Linked DNA regions of Homo sapiens: region 2 is linked to region 1. Evidence: chromatin contacts called from ENCODE Hi-C or POLR2A ChIA-PET data. All regions are on one chromosome and are shown on one strand. The core of a region is the stretch at or near the end of the contact, and the rest is flanking DNA. Distances in the headings are between cores, read along the strand shown.

Region 1 (4,443 bases), core at 1,175-3,674:
TGGCCAGATTGCTTTGGGGAGCACAGGCAGCTTGTGGCACCATCCTGGGCACAGTGGATACTTACAAAAGACTTAGATGCAATTTTTGCTGCTGAATTCCAGTTGGAACTTCAAAAACAGATGAGGTTAACAGAGTGCATGTCTGATTTTTAGAAACCTAGTGTTTTAGAACCAAAATGGACTCGAGGACTTAATAAGGAACTAACCCCTCCTTTTAAAAATAATGTAAGTGAGGCTCAGATGTCATAAGAGACATGAACAAGGACACTTGGTCACAGCATAGCCAAAATATAAGGTCACATTTTTGCCCTGAGGTTGGCCACAATATGGAATAACAGTTTTGCCACCAATCTTGAAGTCTCAAGATAGGTAACCAATGTAAGTCTTTGAAATAATGCATATTAGAGTATTTTAAGATTAATCTTTTTATCCAGATAAGATGAAATGGCTTTAGAACTTTTGCTTTAATAGGAAGAGGAGGCTAATTGGCACACTCTTTGCTTGTATCTAACTGTGTGCTTAAGAGTGTGAAATCACTTGGTAGAACAAAGTCCTTAAAACAATCATGAACAATGGTGATAGAAAAGGAAGCTGTGGGACTCCTCAGCCAGAAAAGGGTCTCTAGGTAAAGATTCACTTTGCCAGGAAACCTCACAAATTATAAACTAGTGGCATTTCCAGATGAATGGTATTTTACTTTATGGTTCTTTGAAGCACGCGTGAATCATTCTGAAATGATTATATGAAGAACTGGTTTTATGACGTGAGCTTATGTGGTACGTTAGCTCCCAGTTGGCTATCCTGGGGAAGCAAAGACAGTGTGGTTAATCGAGAGAATCAAAACTAAATTTCTAGACCTGATTTCTGACCCTAGCTGTGCCTCGAACCAGCTGTGTAACTGGGCAAATTACTTTGCCTCTGCCAATTTTGGTTTCCTGGCTAAAGATTTTTACTAGAGGGTCTCTAATAGGTTGCCAGGTTGAGAAGGAAAAAAAAAAGTAAGGAAGAAAGGAAAGAAGGAAGGGAGAAGGAAGGGAGGAAAAAAAAAAAACAAAAACAACACACAGGCATCCACTTAAATCTGAATGTCAGATAAACAAAGAATATCTTTTAGTGTAAGTATGCCCCACGTAATATCTGGGACATACTTACACTAAAATCAAACCACTATTCATTCTTTTTCTGAAATTCAAATGTAACTGGGTATTCTGTAATTTATCTGGCAACCCTAGGCCTCCAATTCTATAATTAATGATTCTGACTGTATTTGTTTCTAAAAGTGTATGAAGGAGAGAGAGAGAGAGAGAAGCAATCCCCTGAAAGCACTCACCAGCCGGTTGCTAGTCTGCAAAAGGACAGCTCATGGCATTAGAGTAAAAGTCTCTTTAGGCTGAGAGGCAGCCCTGGAGAAAACAACGCCCTTTCCTGATGACATAGGCCCCTCCCATGGCTGTCCTGAGAGCCAGACCTCTTTGTGGGCCTAGAGAGCTCTGTGCCCTGAACCGTCTCAGTGGCAGGCAGTGCTGTGCTGAGCGCCCTAAGAAAAAGCCTAGTCCCTTCCATACACAAAGACAATTGCAATTAATCCCTGTTGTGAGCCACCAGGCACCAAGGATCACAGAATCCTCACAACAGGGGCCTAAACAAATCATCCTTAGGTGGAAACCAGGAATGGATCCAGCCTCCCCTTTCTCCCTAAGTAATGTGGACATAGAGGGCATCCACCCCAACCTGTTTGTTATGGGACTGGGTAAGAGTGGGAAGATAGAGCAAGATAGAGAGAGGAAGAGGATGTGAGATGCTGGAAGTCAGTGTTGCAGTCAGTTAGCAAAAGGCCGGGTAGTTAGAATTGGGATACCGAGATTTCCCCCACAACCTTAAAAAATAATTGCAGGTAACACTTTATTCTGTGTTACAGTGAGGTCCCTCCCTTAAGCATAATGACTGCTTCTTTGGTCCATTTAGTTTGGGTCTTTTGCAATTTATCAGAGATGAGTTCCCTGGAGTCTGGGATCCCATTCAAAGCAGTGTGGGCGCACGCATAAGTGTGTTGATTGCATTTCCACAATCCTCAGATTCTGCCCTTGAGAGGGGCTGTCCCTCCACTGATTCCTGGAATGGATGGGCAAACAGAGCCCCAGTGTCTCCAAAAGCACTTCAGAATCCCCCTCACCACCACCGCCACGCCGCCAGGAAATGAATTAACCTGGACACCCAGACAGCTGCCATTAACTCGACCTCCCCTCCATAAAGAAGCACGCAGAGCCGGAGTGTAAAGAGGATATGGTTAGGATACGATGTTTAACAGAGAGAAAGAAAGGAGGAGAAACAACTGTTTGCTTTAGATGCAAATAAACTCAACTTCACCTTTAAAGCTGAAAACCTGTGCCCTTGGCAAGACGTTTGGGGACTGTTCCAGAGATATTAATCTTCCTCCGTTTACATGTTAAATAGATCTTTGGAAACGGTTTCTCCAGCACTGTTTTTTCTCTCCGGCACAATCTCCTTCTCTCTTTCTTTTTTTAGTACAGTCAGGACTCCCCAGCAGCGAGAAGCCCCGGGGGACGAAGGTGGAGGCACCAAGCCGTGTGGATTTCAGAGCCATCCGCGGCTGCCGGCTGTTGGGGCGGCCAGGAGTGGCCTGCCAGCAGATGGCGCTGCGCCGCACGTTATGGACCCTCGTGTGCCCGACCGGCTCAGGGAAGGAGACAGACGGCTCAAAGTTTCTAGTGCCATTCCTGGACTGAAACAAATGTTTGTGGAATTAAGTAGTGATTTCCTTTAGTGTGCGCCACTCTTACTGGCTGTGTTTTCAGGCCTAGATGTTAACATATGCCACATATTACTTTTTTTTTTTTTTTTTTCCTGGTGAAGTCAGGGGTTTCCAAGCACTCAGCCTCATCCTAAGTGTTCATGTCAACTAGCAAAGGTCTGCATTTTCTGATAAAATAACTTATAAAACTTCCATATTAAGAGCTAAAATGGTTTGGAAGACAAAGAAGTGCTGAGAAATGTAAGTAAACAGAGCACCTAACATTTTGTCTTTCTAAATAAACAAACGGGGAGGGAGGTGTTCCTTTATTAGGCTCAAAAATTACTCATGAGAGCGGCCAGGAGGAGATTCAAGGCATTCGGGAAAAAGTGTCTCTGGCTACTGGGGGGAAGGGGGTTGCATTATGTGATTGCTGGAAACACTGAGGTGCAATGATCATAAATGTAGAATCGTGGAGAAAATTTAGGATATGCTCGGAACACCCAAGGCACAGCCAGAAGTCCCTGGGTTTTCAGAACCCAGTTAAACAACAATGGGTTAAGGGTGATAGGAATTGCCAGTGCAATTGCTTCACCATGCCAAGTGGCTCCATTAGTTAGGGTTCAGTATGTATTTAATGTTGCCATAAAATCTGTCTTCTCAAAGTAAACAAGGCAAGTCTGTGAGCATCTCCGACAAGATGTATGAAGCTTTGTTTGGGATAATGGATTTGACATGAGTAAAAACACTGGGGATTAAATGGACCCAGCACGGATAAATATGACTAATTGTCATCTCCTCGTATCAGCGTAAACATCTCTAGCACCGCATACTAGGGAGAGATGGTGGAGCAAGGGGGTTTGGGGGCGATTAGTCACTGCAGAATTGATTCACAACTGATTGATTAAGCAGGGATGGAGGGGAACATTGAGGCCTTTCCTTCCACATGGAGGTGAATGTCGCGTTTTAGAATTTCCAAGCATTTCTTGCTCAGATTGAACTGTGAGTCACAGCCCTAAAGAGTGAGTACACAGCTGTTCTGTTGTGTGTGTACACGGTAACTTTGGGCTTCTTTTTCTTAAATGTTCATTAATCTTTTAAAACTGGCAGAATGGCCCGAGCATCTTTTACACAAAAGAACAAGATCTGAAGTCTTGTCATGGACTTTTTAGAAGTTTTCAGCAAGCGACTCAATTCCTGTTTCTCTTAATGTACATAGAGATAATATTTAACTTTCCTCACCTATGTTACTGCTTTATTTTGTAAATATCGCTATGTGGATTTCTTTTTCTTAGATGATGAATACATATATCTAATACTAAAATACATTTTTTCAAAGTAAGCAATATTCTCAGGCTTTGAAACTTTCTCATTTGGAGCAGTAATTATATTTAAGGTCATTAAATAATCTGAAAGAGAATATTCATTTACTAACATATGGTTTTTAACATTTGATTCTGTTTTTTCTTTTTACCTGTTTTCATTTTTTAAGCTAAAGTTCAAAGACATTTTCTAACCAAATGTCATTTATCATATCAACATATGCTGTTTATACCGTGAATATAGTTAACGTAGTGAAATGAAACTTTAGTTGTGTGAAAAATAGCAACTTTTAAGGCTCACCAAATATTACAAACACTGCAAATTCTTTCTGTAATATCCAGAAGTTGATTTTGGATCAAAATTTAGAG
Region 2 (4,443 bases), core at 1,026-3,525, 72 kb before region 1:
GGAAGGTCGGAGATTTTTTATCCCATCTGCAAGCTAAATACTTAGTCTGCCACAATTTATGGATGCTGCCAGAAGACACAAGACTCCTGGGTCAGAGACAATGGAATTTGTTACTCATGCCACTGCAAAGAACATGAGCATTAGCATATTTGCCTCTGGTCCCTGAGCCCAATTCCCACAGGGTGATGTGAAGCAGAACAGGTGATACCTGCGTATATACCAAGAATTCTGAACTTATATCTAGGGAACCTACATCTTTTAATACTGGGCAGTTAGCATGCCTGCCCTACAGTCCAGAGGGAGACAGATGTTCTTAAAAACATAGTCCGGAACAAAGACAGTCAGTGTTATGACTGTAGCTCACTTGCCTCTTGACTTTCTGTTACACAAGATAAGAAATATTCTTTTTGTTTAAGGTGGTTCGAGAAAAGATCTTTTTTTGACTCACAGCCAAACTATCATAACCAATAAAACAACCAATGGTCTGAATTCTATAGGGAACTTCAAGATTCTTAGCTTTTTAAAGAGAACTGATCTCAGCCACTAAGTAGGCCATTTCACCAAGTTGTGTTTATCTTTGAGAGGGAAAATTATCTCTGGTCTCTACCTGGATAATTTGATACCTCAATCAGCAATAGGAAATTGAAATCCAAAGGGTGATTTTCTCAGAAGGTGAAGGGTGGGGGCATCACTGTGATTTACCAATTTACAACTGTACAACCAAATCACATAAAATGCTGTATGAAGGCTTTAAATATTGGAATCTTTCTGAAAACAACACAACATTAGACATTGGGTCTTCTGCTGCGTCATGGCTATCACTCCATCAAGGAGTGTTTAAGGCATTCCTATCAGACTGCTGCTTGAGAAAATATATTTCTCTCTACCTAACCATGAAGCTGCATGTTAGAACTATTAAACCACAAGAATTTTCCTGAAACAGTATCTGTGAAGTTTAGCAGAGCAAGAAGTCTCTCCCGGTGCCATGGAAGGGAGGCCTTCTGGGAACTGGCTTATCACAGTAGGGACGAGAGCACCGCTTGCTCCACCCATGGTTCACATTCAAGAAGATCCTCAAATGTACACCCACAGGCACAGAGATATCAAATGCTAACACACTGGAAGGAAAAAGCCAGTCATCTTATGACAGTACACTTGTGCCTCATGACTGTGCCATACTATCTGTAAAGGCTTATAAATGGTTATTTTTGATAATCTGTCATTATTTTCTTAATACATAATAAAAAATGATTACATTTGTGGTGTGTGTGCATATAGGCCTGTTAAAAGCTCTCATTTGTTAAATATAAACAGTAAAAATATATTGTAATTATAAAATCTGTTTTAGAATTTATACATTTTTCCATACAATTAGAGCCTCAAAAATCAGAAAGGAAACTTGGCCCTCCTTTCTGTTGGACAGGCCCTGCCTTGTAACGGCAATATAAAACGTTCCGTAAGTTGTAGAAACTCTTGCATGTGTTACCTACTATTTAGCTTATCTGTCACTGAGGCTGCCTGAGGGGCATGAACACTCCTGGGCCTGGAGTGGCCCTTGAGAGCTGGGTGATGTCATTGTACTAGAAACCCTCACTTGGGTTTACCTGGGGCTCTGCATTTCAGAGGGCTTTTTCTGGGTATCTCACTTCTTTTCCATCCCCCAGGAACCTGTTTAAATAAAGAATCAGGGTCTAAATTCTTCTCTGGGGGAGGCTGGGCATTGCTCAGAAGTGGCATTTATTCTTCACAAAATGCCAAGATGAACCAGGGCGCCTCATTCTCTTCCCTTTGCCTTTCATGCTCCTAATATGCGACATTCTTCTAATGGTATTAATAATGCGTAGAAGCTGAGCTGCAAATTCAGGAAGTAAATGAGATGCACTGACATAAAAGCTCTGTTAAAAAGCATTCTTTCTACATGATGTTCATCCAGTAATTTTTAAAATCAGTTTTTAAGATTTGAAAGTAGCTAAGTCAGACCGCTCTGACTTCATGTGGGACAAACGATGTCGTTCCTATTAGAACTGATATGCTTCTCAAAGAATCTGTCTCTGCTTTTCTCGTCTAACCTAAAACCCCATTCTCTCTGCTAAGTTTTCCCAGAGATTACGGTTTACTCTGGCATTATATAAACTTCTAAAATAGCAAGGGAACGTGAAATGCCGATAGGATTTAACTCTGCAGTGGAGTTGCTTAGGGGAGGCGTCATCACAGTAGTGGAATTACTTCATTTGGAAAATATGCCTTATTTTGTGAAGCTTCTTTGTCGTCTAAGAAAGGAGGCAGAAGAAGAACGGCTGGGGTTCATCACAAATTAAGCAGCAGCCAGGGTTTAGCAAGATATTTTCAGTTAGATTTGGAAAAGGAAAAAAGTATCTAAAATGCTTGTTACGTAGAGCTTCGTATCGATAAGAACACTGAGGACATGGTTATGGGGAAGCTTCAACCTGGGAGGGCTGTGATACTAAACTGAAATTAACAGGACAGGCAATTGGCATAATTAAGAAGTGTGTAATGGTAGAGTGGAAAGAAAGATGGCTTAATAACCTCATCATGCCCTGGTTCTACTCTACCTGGCTATGTGAACTTAAGCCAGCCACTTGACCTCTCTAACCTCTATTTTCTCATGTGGATCCTAATATCTGTCTTTGGGGATTATCAGAAGAGAATAAAATGAAATGAATGTACATTACCTTTTAAAGAGATATGTACCATACAAATGTCAGCTCTCATTTGTTCTTTATAATGCATGGGAGAATTATAATATAGAGAGGGGTCTTTTCCCATGGAGGCCCTCCAATAGGCTCCTTGCCACTTGCCTGCCTGAGAGAGCTGGAGGACATTGTGTCTGGTGTCTGCAAATAGGCCCTCACCTATGAACATGCTGCTATTTGCTGTAGATACCAAAGGTTCACATTAGTAAGCCTTTACCTCCTTCCAGGGAGGGAAATGTATGACACTGGGTACTTACCCACTGAAATCTATACATTGTATCCAATTTGTAGATGCAAATATGAGCTTGGGGTAAATTTATGCCTTTAATACCCCGGGGCTTTTTTTTTTTAATCCCTGATGAAAGACATCGTTGTGCCTCCTTAAAACAAATGAAGTATCAAGGAAGTAACTATGGCTCTGAAGAAGTGGGAGCTCTAAACAGTGTCTCTCAAAAGTGCTTTGTCCTGGAAATGGCAAAGAAGTAACCTTAGAGTGCCTGCCTGCCACCTCTGCTCCAACCCTTAGAGCATGAAGTCTTACCTCCCTTCCTGACTGGCTTGAGGATGTTATGCAAAGTGATAGGAAGCTGTGAAGAGAGACTCGGTCTGCATATAGCGAAGCCAAAAAAACATCAAACCATTAAGATCAGCACTTCCCCTCCTATTGGACTTCAAATCAGAGCTCAGGAGCAGGTATCTGAACAAAATTATATTTTAAGTGATTGACATTTACATTAAAGTAGGTATAAGGCTGTTATTGGAATATGGTTCCAATATGTACCAGTATGGTACATATGGAATCAAAGACAGAAATGTAAGAATGCATTCATAAGAACAGTAGAACACTCTATAACATTATGATTAATAATAAAATATTCATATGGCATTTTATAGGTTACAATATTGCTTCACATTTCATCTCATATAATTCATGGCATATCCCTGCAAATTGAAGAATGATTATTGCTTGTGAAAGAGGAAATTGAGGCTCAGAGATTACATGGTATAGCCAGGTCACACAGCAAATGATGAAACGGGAATTCAAATATAGATCTTTAAATGCCAAATTTTAACACGTTTTCACCATATCATAGATAAAAATTTAATAGGAGAACAAGACCTAGAATGTTCTGGTGCTCAATGGAAAAATTTTCAGGTATTTTAATTTTAGAATCATTTATGTGGTGTCAGTGAGTTTTAAAAAAATTATCAATAAAGGCAAAAATGCTAAAAGGTTTCTCGGAGCCAGTATTATGAGGAAACCGAAACCTGTTAGGAAATTGGTTATAATATGGAATGTGCATATTAAAATGTCATAAACTTTATTGAAAACTCTAAATATGTAACTAGAGTTTTTACTAAGTTCATAAAACATAATATTGGATACAGCATCTTTTGTCAATCCTTGTGGTTCATGTGTCAATTACCTGGTTACTTAGTAACCAAGTAATCCAGTAACCAAGAAGTCAAGCCATAGATTAAATAGTCCCCAACCGGGCAATAAAAAGGTCCCTGAGTACAAATTTGCAGAATTATGGTTTATTGTGTTAATAATCTCCCCATGTCTGTGGCTAGCCTTCCACGGATGGGCTGGCGAGTGTGTGCTACTCTGGAGCCCAGCCGTAGTGCTTGCTATTTTGTTATAGTACCTGCTTTTCAGAGAGGAAATTAAACCACAAAGCATGCTCTGGCTTAAAGTCACTGAAGGAAATGAGGGGCTGAGCACACA

The links. A loop is a pair of places that touch in the nucleus more often than their neighbours do. ChIA-PET counts read pairs that join two places held with the same protein, here RNA polymerase II (POLR2A). Pooled maps may share reads with other maps.
Region 2: a map with no recorded cell type shows a loop between it and region 1 (6-fold over the local background). The contact joins the enhancer-like site here to the promoter of LINC01571 in region 1. A Hi-C loop is called at or near these places in 1 of 37 single-sample maps with no recorded cell type and 1 of 50 pooled maps. POLR2A ChIA-PET finds 5 or more read pairs at or near these places in 2 of 52 experiments (BJ and activated T-cell).

Annotation. Positions count from the first base shown.
Region 1 is chr16:51,760,500-51,764,942 of GRCh38, reverse strand. It overlaps LINC01571 (long intergenic non-protein coding RNA 1571), which reads right to left and starts at 2,424. Exons shown (of 3, transcript NR_110916.1): 1 at 2,368-2,424. LOC105371257 (a long non-coding RNA gene) reads left to right here. Exons shown (of 4, transcript XR_001752182.1): 3 at 2,527-3,013.
Region 2 is chr16:51,832,095-51,836,537 of GRCh38, reverse strand. No RefSeq gene overlaps it. Among named protein-coding and RNA genes, the nearest start is that of LINC01571, 72 kb to the right of the region's middle. Within about 2 kb of position 2,275, at least 2 of the 41 ENCODE cell types and tissues checked have a DNase peak (open chromatin) inside an H3K27ac peak, as active enhancers do.